Regions from separate parts of the Homo sapiens genome. Here region 1 is linked to region 2. Evidence: chromatin loops called from intact Hi-C (ENCODE). Cell type or tissue: IMR-90. All regions are shown on one strand. Each heading gives the region's core, and the rest is flanking DNA. Links, peaks and the distances in the headings are about the cores only.

Region 1 (10,097 bases), core at 4,064-6,563, 220 kb before region 2:
TTCTGCCTAAAGTCACATTCTTGACCATAGCACCCTTGACAACTTGAAGAGACAGAGATCATGGTTCCAGGAGATTGGAGTTGCCAGAATCTGTAGGACAGAGTACCAGAGACTAAGGATGTAGAAAAAGAAAGAGCTCCAGAAATTTGCATAGGGAATTTCTTAATTATCTTGCTGAACACCAAGATGCACATGTATACAGCAAAACACAACAAGGATTGGCAAATAATTTCCAGAAAGCTATAGATGGACGATTCCCAGGTTTCCCACAGGGCTGGAAGAACTCCACATTTTCATCAGCCAGAGTAGAGAGACCTACTGAACACCCCAGGGAGACCCCAGGGCATGCCTCATAGTACATCTAACCTAGCTTTAGTGAAAACTATACTCTAGCCACACCCCAACAAAGCTTCAAAACAGGCACATTTTATAATTTTTTTAAAAGCTGATGTTTAAAACAAAGTAGTAACAATATGTTGTGGCATTTATAACATATACAGAAGCAAAATCTATGACAATAGCGTAAAGGAGGAGGAAATGAAAGTATACAGTAAGGTTCTTACATTATAGGTAAAGTAGTGTAATACTATTTGAAGGTATACTGTAAGTTAAAAATATATACTAAAATCTCCAGAGATAAAGTTAATTAAGCCAATAGTGGGCATAAATAGAATTTCAAAAAATCAAAAAAAAAAAAAAGGCAGGACAAGAAGAAAAAGGAAACAACAAATGGAACAAATAAAAAAACAAACAGCAAAGTAACAGACTTAAACCCAATCATACCAATAATTACATTAAATATAAATAATATAAACAGCCCAATAAAAAGGCAGAGATTCTCAGAGTGAGTAAAAAAGTAAGACCCAACTATATTTTTCCTATTAAAACACAGACTTGAAATATAATGACACAGATACATGGAAAGTAAAACAACAGAAAAAGACACACCATGCAAATATTAATCATAAGAAAGCCAAAGTAGCTCTATAATATAGGTATCAAAGAATTTTACCAAGGATAAAAAGCAACATTTCATAATGATAAGTGAGTCATTTCATCATAATGACAACAATCCTGAAGGTATCTGTACCAAAAATAGAGGTCCAGAGTATGAGAAAAAAACTGAGAGAAATGTATGGAAAAAATAGACAAATCCCCAATGACAGTTAAGATTTCAGCACTCTTCTCTCAGTAATTGATAGAATAACAGAAAATCATTAAGGATCATTAAGGACATAGAATACTTGAATAGCACTATCAATCAACTTGACCTGATAGACATTTACAGAAAATTCCACCAAAAAACAGCAGAATATGCATTCATTTCAAATGTATATGGAATATTCATAAGATAGGCCATATATGGGATAAAAAGAAGTCCCAATGAACTTAAGAGGACTGAAATCACACAGTGTATGTCCTCTGATCAAAACAAAATTAAATTTGAAACTAGTAACAGAAAGATAGTCAGGAAATCCCCAAATATTTGTAAATTATAAAATATAACTTTAAAATAACCAATGGGTCAAATTTCCACAAGGGAAATTTTAATATATTTTGAACTGAATGAAAATGAAAACCCATTTCAAAATGTGGAGATTACAAAGTAAAAGTCATGGTTAGATAAAATACACAGTTTTAGATGCTTTATTGTAAAAGAGAAGGGTCTAAAGTCAATATCTAAGCTTCCACTTTAAGAAGCTAGAAAACAAAGAGCAAATTATACCCAAAGTAAGCAGAAGGAAGTAAATAATGATAAGAACAGAAATCAGTGATTTAGAAAACAGAAAACAGAAAAAAATCAATATAACCAAAAGCTGGTTCTTTGAAAAGATTAAATTGATAAATATCTAGCTAGGCTGATCGAGAAATAGAGAAAACACAAATCACTAATATGAATGGAAGAAACGACATCAGTACAGACCCTACAGACACAAGGATAAAAGGATACAAGGGAATGTTACAAAAAACTTTGCCAATAAACTTAACAACTCAGATGAAATGGAAAAATTCTTTGAAAGACACAGATTACTAACCCTGACACAAGAAACAGAAAATGTTAATAGCACTACATGTATTAAATAACTGAATTCATTATTTAAAATTTCCCACAAAGAAAACTACATCTACATGAGCTTCACTGATAAAATTCACTGAACCAGATAAAATAATCCTATACAAACTCTTGGAAAATACAGGAGACAAGAACACTTCCCAACTCATTCTATGAGGCCAGCATTACCCTGATACCAAAACCAGACAAAGACATTACCAAAAAAAAAAACCACACACAAAAAAAACAAAAACACACACAAAAAACAAATTTCTTAACACAGTATTAGCAAGTCAAATCCAACAATATATAAAAAGGATAATACATAATGCCCAAGAAGGGTCTGTCCAAGGAATGCAAGCTTAGTTTAACATTCACTAGAAAAAAACCATGTGATCATCTCAAAAGATGCAGAAAAAGCATCTGACAAAATTCCATGGCCATTCATGATTAAAACAGTCAACAACGTAGGAATAGAAGATAATTTCTTCTATCTGATAAAGGGCATCTACAAAAAAAACCGACAGGTTTTCTCCTTAAGATCAGGATTAATATTGTTACTGAGGGTCTTAGCCAGTACAGTAAGACAAGAGAAAGAAATAAAATGCATTCACATTTAAAAAGAAAGAAGTAAAATACTCAGAGATGGTGGGTTGGGGACTTAAAAAAAAATCTTAAGAAGCCTATAAGCTACTACATCTAATAAATGAATATAGCAAGGTCACAGAATACAAAGTTAATACACTATAATCAATTTTATTTCTATACACTAACAACAAACAATTGAACAAAAAAATTTAAAACTTCTGCTCTTTGAGAGACAGTGTTGAAATAAAACACAAGCCACAAATTGGGAGAAAATATCTGACAAAGAATTTGTAACCAAATATATCAGGAACTCTTACAATTCAATAAAAATAAAACAACAATCCAATAAAATAATGAGTAATGAAGTGAACATATGCTGCACAAAAGAAGATACACAACTGGGCAATAAGCACATGAAATATTGCTCAATACCATTAGTATCAGGGAAATGCAAATTTCAACTTCTATGAGATACCACTGAATAGTCAGAAGAAATTTTAATTTCAGCTAGACTGAAATACTAAGTGTTGGTGAGGATGTAGGGCAACTGTAACTGTAATACATGCTTCTACATACAAGGTATACAATCACTTTGTGAAACAGCCTGGCAGTTTCTTACACAGGAAATGTACATTTAACATACAACCCAGTAATTCTCCTTTTGTATGCATCCAAAAGAAATGAAAACATATATTCACCCCTAAACTTGTATACAAATGCATAGCAATTTTTTTCATGATAGTCAAAAACAAAACAACCCAAACTCCATCAACAGATAAACAAACTGTGGTACAGCCTTACGATGGAATACTATTTAACATTACATATCCATGACATAGGAAAAAATCATAGATGAATCTCAAAAGCATTAAGCTAAATGAAAGAAGCCAGGCACACACACACTGTATATCTTTGGTATGATTCCATTTACATAAAATTCTAGAGAATATGAACCTAATCTTAAATGACAAAAGAATTTCGTTGCCTAGGAATGCAGTGGTGGTGTAGGTGTGGGGGAAATTGCGAGAAGCCTTTCATTTCCTCCACTAAAAATAAAGCATCCCTTTACTTTCCCATAGGATATTCAACATACTTGGGAAACTCACGATATTATACCTTGGGCCCCATCAATATTGTCTATTGCTACCGAAGATGCAAAGGTTCTACAGGACTGTCTACCACAAAATGGGATCAGACTAAATTTTCTTAGTGAATGCTGAATGAATAAGTGACACGAGAATGAAAATTCTTTAGGGTGACTTCTGGGCATGAACTTTGTTCAATGTGGTTATACTAACCCCCGGGACCAAGAGCAGTGGCTATAAAAGCCCATGTTCCTAGGTCAAGAGCCTTTACATGTGAGGAAGTGAAGGTGCTTACAACTGAGGTAGATACACTATTTTAAGGAGGTAAGGGGAGCAGTAATGACCAACCACTATACATTCTTGGGCAGCGCTTTTCTACATCTCAGCCAAAGTTCTATTTCCTGCCAAATTGGGGACTAAAACATTTTCTACTCAGGTCTATTCTATTTTCTTCAAGTTCACTCTTAAACTCTTCTCAGAATCATCAGACAAGAACTGTATACATACTGTAAAGCTCATGAAGCTTAAGCATCAGGGTTGCTTACTTACACAGTTCCTGTAACAAGGAGGCATTTTGAAATAAGCATTTCTGGCAAACTGCGTAAAGAAATCACTACAGAAAGGGACCTAATCTCCAAGACTCCCATAATTTTGTTGTGATTCACTCATTCTGAATATTCACTTTCATATCTAATTTTGAAGTATTTTTCTTGAAAGGGGAATCTCCTCTCCCAAACTGAATGAGGAGGAAGCGAAGCTAATTCCCAAAGATTAATAAAGAAAAAGGTAAATGTAGAACAAAAAGGTACTTAGAACTTTCATAAAACATCTCCTAACATTCCCCTTCCCCCCGCCAACCCCTCCATCCCCCGCCCAAAAAAGATCCATCTTTAGAAAACAGAGGATGTCAAAGATCCAAAAAAAACAATGTGGAACGCCACCCTTGGTTTTTAAAGAGGGGTGGTGGTGGTGAAAAGGTGAGATAAACTAGGACAAATCAGAGGGGCTGAAAGACAAGGGAGGAACGTCCTTGGCTGCTCTGTTTAAACCAAGGCAAGATCCTCCCTGGGAACACCGGGTTTCTATCACAGACCGGGTCCTGGGACACCTAGTGAAACAAACGCACAGGGGTCCGCTCTCTAGGTGGTAGGTGCAATCTCCCAGCTTGTCCCTTCCTATTTTGCAGAGCACACGACTTGCCCTAGAGCCATGGCTGGGAAAAGGTGGAAGGGCGAGACCAGGCAGTAATGAGTGGGGAGAGAGAAGGGGAGGAGTAGGGTGGGAGGGAACGACAGAGACGCTCCAGAAGGGGCACACGGTGAGAATGCGCAAGACGGTGTTTTACAACCTTAGATCTCCCTCCCCCAAAGTAATAAATAGCCAGGGTCTAGGTGAGGTGAAGTGCAATAAGAAAAAGTAAATATGGAACATGAGATGTCTGTTTTACTCAGCCTTTGCATGTGTCAGACTGAAATTTCAGAAAACGTCACCAAACTTCCAAAAAGCATCCCCAGTAAGAAAGACGGACTTGAGACCCGGTGAAGAAAACCAATGGGGTAAGGGTAAAGGAGCCCCTGAATTCCGCAGTGAGGCGATGAGGGCTGGTGGCTAGCAAAGGGAGCGGGGCTGAGACACGCTCGGGGAGTCCTGTAAGGGGAGGAAAGTCCACCCGGCCAGCTTCTCCCCTGCTGCCCGCCGGCGTCACACAACTCAGAGCGCGCACCCGGGGTCCGCGGCGTACCGGCAGCGCCCGCCCGCGTCCTCTCGCTCGTCCGCGCCTGCCTCGCCGGGCGCGCCCCTAGCCCCTGCCGGACCCTGGACGGCAACTAGCCGGCGCCCGCGCGGGCGACCCCAGCCCGGAGCCACCACCGCCGCGGCCGAAGCGAGCGCCACCTCCTCACACTCACCACGGCGCTCCATCCCGCGTCCCGGACGCGGACGGCCGCCCCACACCTACGGCCGCCGCCACCGCCGAGGGCTGGAGCTCGCCGCCCCCATCCCCCACGGCCCGCAGACGCCCGGCCAAGTGGCAGCCGCAGCCACAGACACCACCACCACCACCACCACAGCGGCCGCCGCCTTTGCAGCTACCGCCACGGCTGCGCCGGCCGCCTGCCCCGCCCCTTGGAGCCCAGCCCATTGGCCTGGCCCGCGCTCCCGGGGGGCGGGGTCGGCGACCGCGGCAGGTTGGGGCGGCTGCTCGCTCGCGCGCAGAACGCGGCGGTCAGCTGCGCCCGGCCTGAAGTTGTCCCAACCGCGGCCGCGTCGGTCGCCCTTTTGACTTGCAGCAGGGCGGGCAGAGCGACTTAGAGGAAAAGTGACTTTTTGTACCCTCCTGCAGGGAGCAGGTTCTCTGTCCTTGTTTAATTAGACATTTCTCAGGTGGGCACTTTGAATTCCTTCCAGTCAAGACTCAGGTGTTCAACTTGTTTTGTCGGCCGTCTTCCTCCACCCTTCTTCTCCCATTCAAAACAAAAGTACGTTTTGTGCTTAACTTTAAAACTCCCCCCACTCTTTTCTGTCTTCAACTGATTGTCACTTTCAGCAAACCAAATAAATTACTCAAAACATCAGCTATTATACAGTCCCCGACACATGGCAGGTGCTCAGTAGATGCTAGTTGATCGCATGTCCCCTAACCACGCTACCTGCTTCTTACCATTAAGTGCTCCTTCAGTCATGGGACTGATCAACACGGTGGAGGAAGCCGCAACCAAAATAAAACATTTATCTAGATGTTGGATCACACATCATATCATGTATGGAGGAAAACAAAACACTGCATTTATATATAATATATATTAGTAACACTTACCAACTCTACTAAGAATACCTTTCCTGTCACCTGTGCTGACACATAAGCACTCCATGAATATTAGCTGATTAATGGGTAAAATTATGGAAAGGGAATTTGGAAAAATCACTTAATGGCATCTTCCCTTTAAATATTTTTCAAAAAGATTAAATATCTGTCATATTCTTCACCCTTCTTCGTTAGGAGAAATATATTTGAAAACATTGTCAAAGGAAGATGTTTTTGTTTTGTTTTGTTTTGTTTTAGAGAGAGACAGGGCCTTGCTCTGTGCTCAGGCTGGAGTGCAGTGGCACAGTCATAGCTCACTGAAGCCTTGAACTCCTGGACTAAAGGAATACTCCCATCTCAGCCTCCTGAGTAGCTGGGACTACAGGCTTGTGTCACCACACCCAGCTAGCTCTGTTGTTTATTTTTATGTTTTGTGGAGATGGAGTCTTCGCCATGTTGCCCAGGCTGGTCTCAAACTCCTGGCCTCAAGGGATCCTCCTGCCTCATCCTCCCAAAGTGCTGGGATTAGAGGCATGAGCTACCACACCTGGGTCATTTTTATAAGTAAATATGATTATTAACTGAGAAAGGGTGAATGTCAAACATCTGCTATGTGGGATAAATGGCTGTGTTTGGCAAAGAAACTAAAAAATAAGGGGCAATATCTCCACCAAATCCTCTAACACTGACTCAGCATGTGCCCTGAATCATCTTATAAGCCAACTAGGTTTTTTACCTATAAATGTTTCTTCACTAAAGTGGCTCATGATCATGGTTTTGGAGGACGAGGACTAACAGACACACAAACAAGAAATCAAAGGCATAACTGGATAGTGCATTAATAATGAAGCATGTATGACAGATGATGTGGTATTGTTATTTTATAATTACAGTATATATTAACACATATCCACTCTGCTTATTGAAATATTTTTCATTCCTTCCATGATAGAGAATCCTGCCTCTGCTCTGAAGCCTTTCTGTTCGCTCCAGTGAAAATTAGTCATCCACCGGGCGCGGTGGCTCACGCCTGCAATCCCAGCACTTTGGGAGGCCGAGGTGGGTGGATCACTTGAGGTCGGGAGTTCAAGACCAGCCTAACCAGCATGGAGAAACCCCATCTCTAGTAAAAATACAAAAAATTAGCCAGGTGTGGTGGCGCATGCCTGTAGTCCCAGCTCTTGGGAGGCGGAGGCAAGAGAATCGCTTGAACCCAGGAGGCAGAGGTTGTGGTGAGCTGAGATTGTGCCATTGCACTCTAGCCTGGTCAACAAGAGTGAAACTCCATCTCAAAAAAAAAAAAAGAAAGAAAATTAGTCATCCTATTTGACATCATATTGTACATAGGATACTATTCTTGTGGCACTTATGGTTTTGGTGCCATGGTTTTTGGCAGTGTTTATGCTAATTAGATTGAAAGTTCCACAGTACTACATTAGTTAGGTCTGTATCTAATACAGAATGGGCCCCCACTAAGAATTTTCTGGAGGGATGTTGAGGGCATGAATGGTAGGCCCAGCAGTAAAAATTCTTCCAGTGTGATTTTTTTTTTAAATCACAAACTGCACTCAACTTGGTTGTATCTAGTAGAACCAAATATGATGGTCACAAAAACCTCATGTCTAAAGCAAAGCCTATCCCAGATATCCTGTTCCCTGAGGTGAAGGGACTGATCACAAGTGTGCATGTTCCATGTGGGTGGTGGAGGTGGGAGCCCAGCCCCACAGGGGAGCAGAGTGGACAGGTGCTCTTCCCCTCTGCCACACTTCAACAGCAGTCTGTTTAGGAGGGACCCACATTGTCCATCATGTCTGTTGTATTTTTATTGATTCCACAAATATTCACTGAATACCTCTAATGTGCCAGACATTGTTCTGAGCACAGGGGATATATCAGGGAATTTTAAATCCACCCTTAGATTCTCCTCAACCATGATGAATAATGCCTGGGAGAGGGGAAGAAGTAATGGAAGCCTGCACGGGTGGCCCCAAGGCAGGCAGTCCTTGGACTCCCTGGACTGCGGCTGTCCTTGACCTCACTGCTGGGGCATGTAAAAGGAACGACTCAGAGTCTAACAGGCCACAGTGAGTACAAAGCCTCCAGATTCCAAGGTGGACAAAACTCACCAAGCAGGTTATTAATCTTGATTCCATGATGGGTGTAATTGAGAAACAAGGAATCAATTCAGACCTCATGCTGGAAATGAATGTGAAAGACATTACCAACATCCAAGAATTCTGTGCTGTCATAAGGACAGGAAACTAAGATTGACAAAAATAAAGAAATATTTGAGTATATAGATGAAGATATCATACTCATGTTACGTCCAAATTAAGTTACTACATTTCGAACTCCAATTTTTAATGTGTTTTAAACTTTCTTATAAGATTTTGATGATATAAACCTCTGTGCTTGAGCCATCACATACCATAACCCTACCTGATGTCTTAGTAATATGTATAAGGTAACTCCCCTAATAATTAATGATCAGTGCCAAAAATAATATTAGCCTTAAAAATGCAATTATTGATACTACTGTGAATAAAAAGATTATGGTGGTAGTAATAATAACTAGCCATTTATACTTTACTCCGTGCTAGTAAACTATAAATGTCTAGTTATTGTGCTAGTGATACACTTTTAATTATACTTTACATTTCATAAATTATTCAGTCCTCACAATAACCTATGAAGTGCTATTATCATACCCATTTTTTTTTTTTTTTTTGAGAGGAAGTCTTGCTCTGTCACCCAGGCTGGAGTGCAGTGGCGCAATCTTGGCTTACTGCAAGCTCCACCTCCCGGGTTCACGCCATTCTCCTGCCTCAGCCTCCCAGTAGCTGGGACTATAGGTGCCCACCACCACGCCCGGCTAATTTATTGTATTTTTAATAGAGGCGGGGTTTCACCGTGTTAGCTAGGATGGTCTCGGCCCCCCAAAGTGCTGGGATTACAGGCGTGAGCCACCGTGCCTGGCCTATCATACCCATTTTATAAATGAAAAGCTGAGACACAGAAGAAGTTCAATGAAGAATTTCTGCTGGACTTCATGGAAATTGACATTAACATGAAGTTAAGTTTGACCATACTTCTCTTAGAAAAAGATATTAGGAAATGACTCCTCTTATTCTACCTCTGCGTCTCTGTCCTTCTTGCTCTTCCCCAGGTACCCCAAAGTCCCTTTTGCCTCAGGACTTTTGCCTTTGCTGTTTCCTCTGCCTGGAATTGGCTTTTCCCATACATCTACGTGACTTGTTCCTTGCTCCCTTTTCCTTGCTGCCTTCTGGTCTCTCCTCAAATGGTCCAGATTATTGACATGTTCCTTGACTCCTCCATAAAAACAGCATCCCCCTTTTTGATACTCCCTTTCTTCCTTACTCTGCTTTAATTTTTGCACTTATCCCTCTACTGACTTGATATAGATTTATTGGTTTATTTACAGATTTTTTAAATGTCCCCTTACTAGTATGGGTATGTTAAGTTCTATGAAAGAAGGGACTCTGCCTGCTTTGTTCACCACTGTGTTTCCAGCCCCTGGAAAAGTACTTGGAATTCATCAACGAATGAA
Region 2 (10,097 bases), core at 4,088-6,587:
ATACTTATACTCTGTCAGCACTACATGGCCTCTTATTTTACTGCTATTTCAAACATCTTTTTCAGTCAGTCTCACCTACGGTGATTGACGTATCAATAGGAACTTCTCATTGTACTTTGACCTTTGTTACCTTTTGAATTTTAGGTTTTCTTTTTTCCTTTGTTGCATTATTACTTCGACTTCTCAAATAGCTTTTAATGATTTGTTTGCTTTTTCTATAATGTTCATGTTAAACTTATATCACCACAGTGGTCTTTTTTTTATATTTAAAAAAATTATTGGGAAGTTTAGAAGTGGGAAAAGTGGTCTTTTTTTGTATTTAAAAAAATTACTGGGAAAGTTTGGAAGTGGGAAAAGTTCATTGTGAATTTAAAATGAATTCTTAGGAAAGGCTAGTAATATTATGTACTGCCTCTATAGTTACTCTTATTTAGATTGGTTTCAGGTAGAGTTTTGCTGTGATCAAGATTCCTGACATCTCTTTGAATTCAGCCCTTCTGAGCCAGCCTCCCAGTCCAGGTGATCCTTTGCAGAAAACAATGATAATTTGGAAGAATATAGTTAGTTCCTTTCATGGATTGAAACGTAATGAAAATCCATCAGGTTTCAGTCAGTTTAAGGATAGGGAAAGTGACAATAGGAACAGAAGAAAATGAGGAGGAATTTTATACAAGTTAGCAACTAATATTTTAAAGTGTTTCAACGTTACTCTCTTGTAATTCTTTTTTTCTAACTTTCCTCATTGTTTGTCTTAGATCATTTCTTTAGAGTAGCTAGAAACAGGTGGTCCTCTGTTTAACTCAGATGTCCATTTCACCTCAGGATTGTGCCACTTAAAGTTCCAGCTAGCAATAGAGAAGGGTGTTGCCTACAGGTAAGGCAAGGTGAAGTGAGGAGGGAGTGGTGATGGCGATAGGAGGAAGAACAAGTAGTTTAACTTCTTTTTTTAAAAAGGTAGTTAATATGTATCACCTTTTCTTTACTCTTTTCTTCCTATGTTTTCTGGGTTTGGGGAAAATACAAACAGATTAGGTTGAATGTGTAAGGTTTAGCTTGAGGAGAATAGGCTAGTTCAACTAACTGGACTGTGAGTGGGGCTTTTTGTCTGTTTTGTTTGCTGTTGTGTGCTTATCATTTGGAATAGGGTTTGGATCAAGTAGTTGTTTGTTGAATGAATGAATGTAAGCATGTATGAATTAAGTAGACTGAGCCTGTAACTCAGTAGGATGAGGTTTGCAACTTTGTCTGAAAGACCTGAAATGCTGAGTCTCTGTTCCAGCAGTTGCAGGGTAGGTGGATTCTTTTCCAGTTCCTCCTATTGTAGTCTTTCTAGTCTAACCCTATAAACACAGTGCCTTCAGACTTCCTTTTTTGGCCTACAGTTCTGCACTGCACTCAGTGCTTATTTCTTAGGATTATGTCTATAAAGCCTTAGCACAGTGTCTGACACATAGTTGGTAGTTATTATTATTCTAATTCAGTACCCAAACAGTTCACTTAAGGCTCATCAAGTTAGATATTTATTTAATCAAAGCACATTTACATTATAGCTAACTAATAGCGTTACTCTACTAATACAAACAGGTATTTGTTTGTCAGGAGCACAGTAGTTAGCCAGATAAGTGAGCTGTGATAATGGAGTTGGGGAAAGGGTTAGTCAGGGAATTGGGGTTTTTCTGGAGTGTCTTGCCTTTTCCAAGAAGTTTCCCCTGTCCTTCCAAACAGTCCAAGAGTAGTAAGTCTCGTCACGTGTTTCCTTATCTTTGCAAATGGTTTAGTACTTCCATTTTCATGGAGCTAGTGAAAATGAAAAAACTCTTGAGAGAGGTAAGATTATCTTCTTTTAAATCCCTCTACACTCACAGTAAGCTCTCAATCTTTACTGTGGCTTCAAGGCTCTGTCCTTTATAAGCCCTGCCTACCTTTTAAACTTCTCTCATTCTTGTTCCCTTTGCTACAGCAATACTGCCATCTTGCTGTGAAATGTGCACACCGATTTTATTTCCAACACTGTATTTTTGTGCTCGTTGTTCCTTGTGCTTCACTCCCTCCCCTCTGCTACCCACTTTAAATAATCACATGGCTTTTTTTTATTTATGTCTAAGCTTAAATGTCAAGAGACTTTTCAGACCATCCTGTGTGAACTGTTCTTTTTTTTCCCCTCATGACCCTGTCTAGTCTGTCTGTAATAATTTATTTATTGGTTTATTTTTTGTCTATGTTTCTCCCGCTAGAATGTGAGCTGCATAAGTGAAAGAACCTTGTCTGTCTTTGAATTTTATGAGGAAGAGAGAGTGAATTGACAGACTGTATATTGGAAATGTTAAATGGTAAATCTAGGAATCCAAAAGTTTCCTCTATTTAATATCAGGCAAAATTCTGTTCAGGATTTTTTTTTTTTAAATATGGTGTTAATCAGGAAGTGGCTAATACAAAACTCAGTAAACCCTTGACCTTTTTTCAGCTGTCTCTCTGACCTCGTCCTCTGTGATGGTACCTTCCTCACAGCTCCAGCCAGGTTGGCCATTTTGTTCTTCCTCAAGCACGTTGCAGGTGTTCACCTTGGTATTTTGCAGTTGCTATTTCTTCTGCTTGCAGTTTTCTTCACCCAGATAATTGTGTGGTTCCAGAACTCACTTCCTTATTCAGTTTTTAGATAACATTGTTTTCTCAAAAACATGTTTGAATATGAGGAGCAGTGTAAGTATGCAAGTCTGTGTTTTGTAAATTCAGTTTTTATCTTGATAGCTGTTTATGTTGACTTAGATGAAACATGGTTCTTTAATTTTATGATATGTTTGTTATAGCTATCTTAAAAGGGCTTCTTTTTTTTAATGCAGAAAGAGGGGAAAAAGGAGCGAGCTGTGGTGGACAAGGTGTTTTTCTCAAGGCTCATACAGATTCTGAAAATCATGGTCCCTAGAACATTTTGTAAAGAGGTAAGTCTTATGAAATTATAATCTTAAGTATATTGGGCCGTTCTTTAATAAAATACCTGAGGCTGGGTAATTTATAAAGAAAAGAGATTTAATTGGCTCCTGGATCTGCAGGCTGTACAAGCATGGCACAGCATCTCCTCCACTTCCGGGGAGGCCTCAGGAAGCTGGCAATCACAGCTGAAGGTGAAGGGGGAAGCCAGTGTCTCACATGGTGAGAGAGGGAGCAAAGGGCCAAGGAGGTGCCACATACTTTTAAACAACCAGATACATGAGAACTCACTCACTGTCTGGAGGACAGCACCATGCCATGAGGGATCTGCCTCCATGACCCAAACACCTCCCACCAGGCCCCACCTCCAACACTGGGGATTACATTTCAACATGAGATTTGGGTGGAGACAGATACCCAAATTAAATTATTAAGTGTTCAACTTTCAAGGTTATGTAAGATTAGAACAGTAAAATCATAACACTTTGGTTATACTATAGGTCAAATGTTTTCTCTGTAGGTCAAGAAGATTACTAAATTTTTGTCTTTAAATCATCACCTGTCATACAAAAAACCTTGTTCAGTGCCAGTTTTTAAATAGTTTTCTCTTGTTTCTGAAGTATTATTTCATTTTATTTTATGTGAAATGCTAGGGTACTGCCATACAGCTACCCTAAATGGTGTTGCTTTGTTATAGTTAAATACTGTTGATAAACACTAGATTAAATTTCAAAAGACAAACCCTTTTATTACATTGAGATGTTAACAAGTCACATTAGTGTGGAGTATATTTGATTAAATATTTTTAAGATATGCAAAATGATATCTGGATTCATCAGTTATTTCATTCAGGAAGTGAGCTGCTTATACGAATAGTTGTATAATTCGTTCCTTTGCTTTTTTATCAAGATTATCTTCATTATTTGATAAACATTTTTAATGATTATTAAAATAATGCCGTATTCTCCATCTTCCTCAGCATTCTCTCATTCTGTAACTAGAAGTATCATTACCTTCAGCTCTTCCTCTTCCCCTTGTCACCCTTTTTGGTCACTGGGATCTGCTAATTTTTCCTATACTTAACTGTTACAAAAGCATTGCAGTTCCCAAAGAAAACGTACATTCCTTCATCATGCTGGATTTGCTCTTTCCCTCACTTTGGCATCATCTCCTGATGATTCTGCCCTTGAGAAATTCTTTTTTTAAAAAAAGTAATGACACTTGTTTTTTCCTAATTAGACAGAGGTAATACATGTTCCTTGAAGAAAATTAGAAAATGCAGCTAGATTTATTTTTTGGCACCTATCAGCCTCTTACTCGTTTTGATATATAGTCATCCTGTGTGCAAGCATATATTTTAATTTAAAAATGGGATCACACACTTTTAAGATCTGCTCCTTCCCTTATATTATAAATGTTCTTTCTAAGTATCCTAAAGTTTCTTATAAATTATTCTCTCCCTTTACATTCCTACTGTTCTCACTATATCTTACCTGGATTATTATATCTTAATTGGTCTTTTTGCTTCTTTTCCTTTTCCAATTTGTATTCTTTCTTAAAATCCTAATCAAAACATGTAACTTCATTTTCCTTATAGGGTAAATCACAACCTGACTTTGGCCTTCCTTTTAATACCATCTGCTTAGGAGATCATTGTTTTACGATCTGGCCCTATGTCCTCAGCCTTTCATTTGTTTACAACATCATGTCTGTGACATCCTGTACGTCCCCACAACAAAAACAAATATGTTTTTAAAAATTGCTTAATGCTTATCTTTTTTGTGAATATTTCCAGTGACTCTTCAGGCATAACTAATTGTCCTGCCTTTGAAGAATCCTTATTTAAAATACAAGCTTCTCTGGAAAGATGCATATGTTACCTTCCAATCAGTTAACAGCTTAATGTTCATTTTAACTATTGCAGGGGTTCAATGAATGTAAAACAAATTTGAAACATTGGATGAGTCCCTGGGAATTAGTAAGGGAGGTAGAAGGGGCTAATTTGGCCAGCTTCCCACCCTCTGCAGGCCTTCTTCCCTTACTTTAACTTCTATGTCACTGTCTTATTGTTCCAATTTAGAAAATTTAAGATCAGCTTTAAATATGTGTACTTGGGGTTGGGGTGGCAGGATTCTCATCTCACAGAAAGATAACTGATTCCCAGCCAGTCACCCAGCATCTTGACTTTCCCTGCTTCGTAATCTGTCTTGCACAGCATTGCTTAAGTAATATTCTTTAAACATCACTTTTTAACATCACTTTTTGTTCTACTGAGAAGCTTGCGAGAATTTTATGTGTGTAAACTCAGTACAGTACCATAGTTCATATGATTTTAATCCCTTTTTTCCCCCATTAAATCCTTCATCTTTTTTACCTTTAATCCTCATTCTCTTTTTTGTTTTACTGTTTATCATATTTCTAATGCCATAACTGTCTTTTGCTACCCCAAACCTTCCCATCCCACAGCTTAGGACATGAAATGATACAAATATGTTTGCCTAAATTTGTCTGCTACTTTTTATGTGTAACTCTTCCCTTCATAACTAAATTGAAAGCCCTATGAGGGCATGGACACTATTATAAATTTTTCTAACAAATTAAACCAAATTTATTCTACCTAGGCAAAATTTTAGGCTTCAATTTTGGTTAGTTGTATAACTGTATATGTGCAGTTACTGTCATTTTTCTTTGTTAAAGTTATATGTCAAAATATAAGAAAATCAACAATACACTATGATCTAGGTAATCTAAGTTACATTCCCAGCTTCTGTCCTTGACTAGGTATATGAAGGCAAGTCCTTTGACCTGCCTAGGATTCACTTTTGAATTCTGAATGAGAAAGATTAAATGAATCTATGAGGCTTTTTTCATTTATATAATATTCTTGCGTTCCCTTTAAACTATATTTAAAATTACTTATAGAAAAAATGTCAGCCAACTATATTGAAACTTACATAAAGCTTTAGATTTGGAAACCAAAAATTGTTACCAAGGTAATATTTCTTTGAACTTTCTAAAATGCATGTATTTAATTTACTATACCTGGTTTATTTTAGACAGGTTACTTGGTACTTATTGCTGTTATGCTGGTGTCTCGAACATATTGTGATGTTTGGATGATTCAAAATGGGACACTAATTGAAAGGTACTTTTTCAATCACCTTCCTCCTATATGTATGAAATGCTAATTTGTCTCATATTTATGCATTATCTTTATAAGCAACAAATAGATTCTAAGTTAGGTAAAAGATAACCCAAGTCAAATTATGTGTTTGTTCATTTACTTAAAAAATACTTAGTGTTTCCCATGTGCCAGGCAATGTGCTATACTGTGATGGGGTCTATATGCCAGCAACTAGGAGAAACTGTACCAAGCCTTGCTGAGCTGACAGTTTATCAAGAGTTAGAGACAGGTAGACAGAAAATTAAAATGCAGCATAATAAGTGCTGTAATGGGAATTCTAAAAAACCACCAAGTTGGATTTTTGAAATTAATGAGATAATTTGGAGGAAAATTTCAAAGCATTTCAAAGAATCACGTTGAGCATGTTTATTAGAAGGGAAGACAATTCTTAGACATTTCTTTCTGCATCTGGTGATAGTGCTTTTTATATTTTTTCATTATAGTCTTTCTACATATTATTAATCACTGCAATTGCTAATTTTGAATGTAAAAACGTAAAAAATGTCAGTTGGGATATCTTGGGTTATAACAATTTACCATTTATCTGTTAATAAAGAATTTATTTTTCATAATACCAATTAGAATGTCAGAGTAAACATTTTTGCTAGGAATTTTATTTCCTGGTATGCAGTATTTTGTCAGAAAATTCCTTAAAGTATTTAATCTAAAATAACTTTTTGAATGACAGTACTTAAAATTGTTAAATGCCCCAACATTTTGGAATAAAGGTTTTTTTCTCTTAGATTATTGATCTGCTTCTTAAAGATTTGTAGGAAGAGGAAGAATGCTTTATGACCATGCTCTCTGACTCATTTCTCTAGGACAGTAAAAAATCTTGTATGTATAAGGATTAAAGCCTTGAATTACATACTTCTGAATATGGGTAAATTATGTAGGCCCTCACATTCCACCCAAGTCTCCCTGAAACCTGTGGTCAGTCCTGTGCCTTTTAATTTTAATCAAAGTAATATATGAATGTAACTTTAAAAGTAATACATGAACATAGCTTAATGTCAGATGTTCTGCAGGACTTAATGACAAAACACATGAATTCCTTGGCTCCTCTCACTCACAACTGTCATTACGTGGAGCCGGTCTTTTTTCCTATTCTTTTTACTGCTTCATCTCTTATTTTGTGTCTGTGTTTCCATATTGCATACTTGTATTACTGTTCATAGATTTCTCAGTTTCAAGAGTGTAAGTGTTCATTTCCTACTTTGGAAGGTGAGAATTAGCTCTTTTACACTCCCTCCGTGCTCATCTTCTCAATGTTTTATATGTATAATAAAAATTATATAATTTTTGGTTAAATCACAATTTATTGTTTACATGATTTTGACTATTGCTTACAGCTGAGCCACATGGCATACTTTGGTAGTTGCGTTTCCATACAACTTTTTGTTTTTCCTGGTGTTTACAAATTGGCAGTTATTTGTGCACATTAGTTTTTTTTTTTTTTTTTTAAACCTACTTCCCCCTAATTCAGTTTGAGCTTTTTGACAATACTGAGAAATCTTCTCAGTATTGTAATATGGTCAGACACCAACTAATCTATCAACTTCATCTTTCTATTTCCACCCCCGCCCTATACGTTTTGTAGTTTCCAGTGTTCTTGCCTTTTTTTTTTTTTTTTTTTTGAGATGGAGTCTTGCTCTGTTGCCCAGGCTGGAGTGCAGCGGCGCGATCTCAGCTCACTGCAACCTCTGCCTCCTGGGTTCACGCCATTCTCCTGCCTCAGCCTCCTGAATAGCTGGGACTACAGGTGGCCACCACCACACCTGGCTAATTTTTTGTATTTTTAGTAGAGACAGGGTTTCACAGTGTTAGCCTGGATGGTCTTGACCTCCTGACCTTGTGGTCCTCCCGCCTCGGCCTCCCAAAGTGCTGGGTCTTCTTGCTTTAATCAGGATTGGTTGCATTTTAGGCCCACTGAGTAGCAATCACGTTTGAATTTGCTTTTATCATTATTTTGGGAATTTCTTTCATCTTTGTATCCTGAATTAAATAACCTGTTTCTGGATTTTTTGTTTTTCTCTTCCTCAGTTTACTTTCTCGTTTTGGCAGATGCACTCTTTTTCTGAGTAAGGATGAAGGGAGATAAATTTTTGAGACCTTGCAGATCTGAAAATGTCTTTCTTCTAGTCTCATACTTGATTGATAATTTAGCTATGTTTGTGCATTCCAAGTTGGAATTCACTTTTCTTCAGAATTTTGAGAACATCACTCTGTTCTGGGTCTCAACCTTGGCTGCAGAATGATTGGAATCATCTGGAGAATTTTAAGAATTATGAATGTCTGGGCCCCACCACTAGAGATTCTGATTCAATTAATCAAACCTTTTTGAAGCATCTAGTGGATTCTGTTGTGCAGCTCCAGGGTGGGTATTGAGGCCTCTTGCCATTCCGATTGCTCAGCTATAGCTGGAGATTTGTTCCTCCCTCAATCTCCCCCTCAATCTTTTTTTAAAAAATTGTTGATGTTGTATTACTGGATGTTTGAAAATTTCACTGAACATTGGTATGAATTTTTTTTTTTTGTTCATTGTGCTGGGCACTAGGTGAACTCTTTTTCCATCTAGAAACTTATTCTTCATTTGAGAAATTTTCTTGTGTTTAAAAAGAAATTATTCCTCCATTTTTTCTGGAATTCTTATTAGCTGAGTGTTGGAGCCTCTGGACTGATGATCTGATTATCTTATAATTTCTCTTCTATTTTTGTCTCTGCCATTTTATTTTATTTTCTAGGAAATTTCTTTATTATCCAGTGAATTTTTATTTGTTATAATTTTATTTCCAAGTTATCTTCTATATGGATGTTCATTTTTATAGCAATCATTCTTTTAAGTATGCAGTATTTTTTCACCTCTGAAGCTATTTAAGTTTTTAATGTGTTTTTAGCTCCCTGCATTTTTTGTTATTCTGTTGTCATTCACATTAGAGGCCTTCCTCAAGCATTCTGTGACTCTTGGCTGTGAATTCATATTTAAAAGTAAGTGCCTTAAACACTTACTAGAAGCTGGAGTTGAGAGCTTGTTAACTGGTCTCCCTTGAAGGGTGTTTGTAGGGGGACCCTAATCATGTGCACGTGTGTGTAGTACTCAGTTTTAAAATTTAATTATGAAATTTTAAAAAATTGTTTTTCATTTTTTGTATGAGTTTCTGAACCATTTTTTAAAACCATTATTTTGGTATACTTTACACTTACAGAAAAGTTGAAAAATAGAATAAGGGGCTGGGTGTGGTGGCTCATACCTGTAATCCCAACACTTTGGGAAGTTGAGTCAAGAGGATCACTTGAGGCCAAGAGTTCAAGACCAGCCTGGGCAACACAGTGAGACTTCGTCTTTACAAAATATAAAAAAGTTAGCTGGCTGTGGTGGCACATACCTACAGTCTCAATTACACGGGAGGCTGAGCAGAAGGATCACTTAAGCTTAGGGATATCCTGTCTCACAAAAAAAAAAAAAAAAAGATTAGCATAAGGAACTTCCTTATATTCTTAACCCACATTCACCAATTGTAAAACACTCATTTTAAAGTTGTTAACTTTCTCCTAAATAGTTTTGAGCCTCTGCTGTGTATGAAATTCTTTAATATTTGGACCTTATCTCAAAAAAAGTTTTAAAATATTGTACATTCGTACAGGATAATTTTATTTGAAAAGTTAACATATATCTCCATCTCAGTATTTAAGCTACAGTGCAAATTGATTTATTTATTTTCTCTTTTTGCCTTTTCTAAAGTAAGTCCAGATTCATGTATTTCTGCTAAAGAAAGCCTCAAAGAGACTTATTATGGTCCTTAATGTACTTCATTTTAATATCCTTTTCATATTTTAAGCTTATTTGTTGATGGTGACTAATGACTTTGGAGTATGGGCAAATCTTAATAGGAAAGACACCCTCTTTAAGGTAGAAACTATACTAATTCCATGACATGGAGGAAAATTCTTCATACCTTGTTGCTGCTTTATCTAATCATAAAAA

Evidence for each region. Hi-C counts contacts between places; a loop is a spot of excess contacts. Peaks named below come from ENCODE experiments on the same cell type or tissue, not always from the same donor. Only the 100,000 strongest peaks of a DNase experiment are listed, where the experiment ranks them.
Region 1: it touches region 2 in a loop (5-fold over the local background); 7 of 110 quality-filtered maps call a loop at or near these places.

Annotation. Positions count from the first base shown.
Region 1 is chr1:94,241,932-94,252,028 of GRCh38, forward strand. It overlaps ARHGAP29-AS1 (ARHGAP29 antisense RNA 1), which reads left to right and starts at 5,937. Exons shown (of 4, transcript XR_002958338.2): 1 at 5,937-6,203; 2 at 7,482-7,588. It also overlaps a transcript of ARHGAP29 not described here. RefSeq lists silencers at 5,697-5,786, 5,807-6,016. In IMR-90, for the core only: no CTCF peak of the experiment used is centred there; no DNase peak of the experiment used is centred there; H3K4me3 peaks cover 1,632 bases; H3K27ac peaks cover 263 bases.
Region 2 is chr1:94,461,935-94,472,031 of GRCh38, forward strand. It overlaps ABCD3 (ATP binding cassette subfamily D member 3), which reads left to right. Exons shown (of 23, transcript NM_002858.4): 3 at 2,841-2,939; 4 at 5,985-6,073. Among named protein-coding and RNA genes, the nearest start is that of ABCD3, 49 kb to the left of the region's middle. In IMR-90, for the core only: no CTCF peak of the experiment used is centred there; no DNase peak of the experiment used is centred there.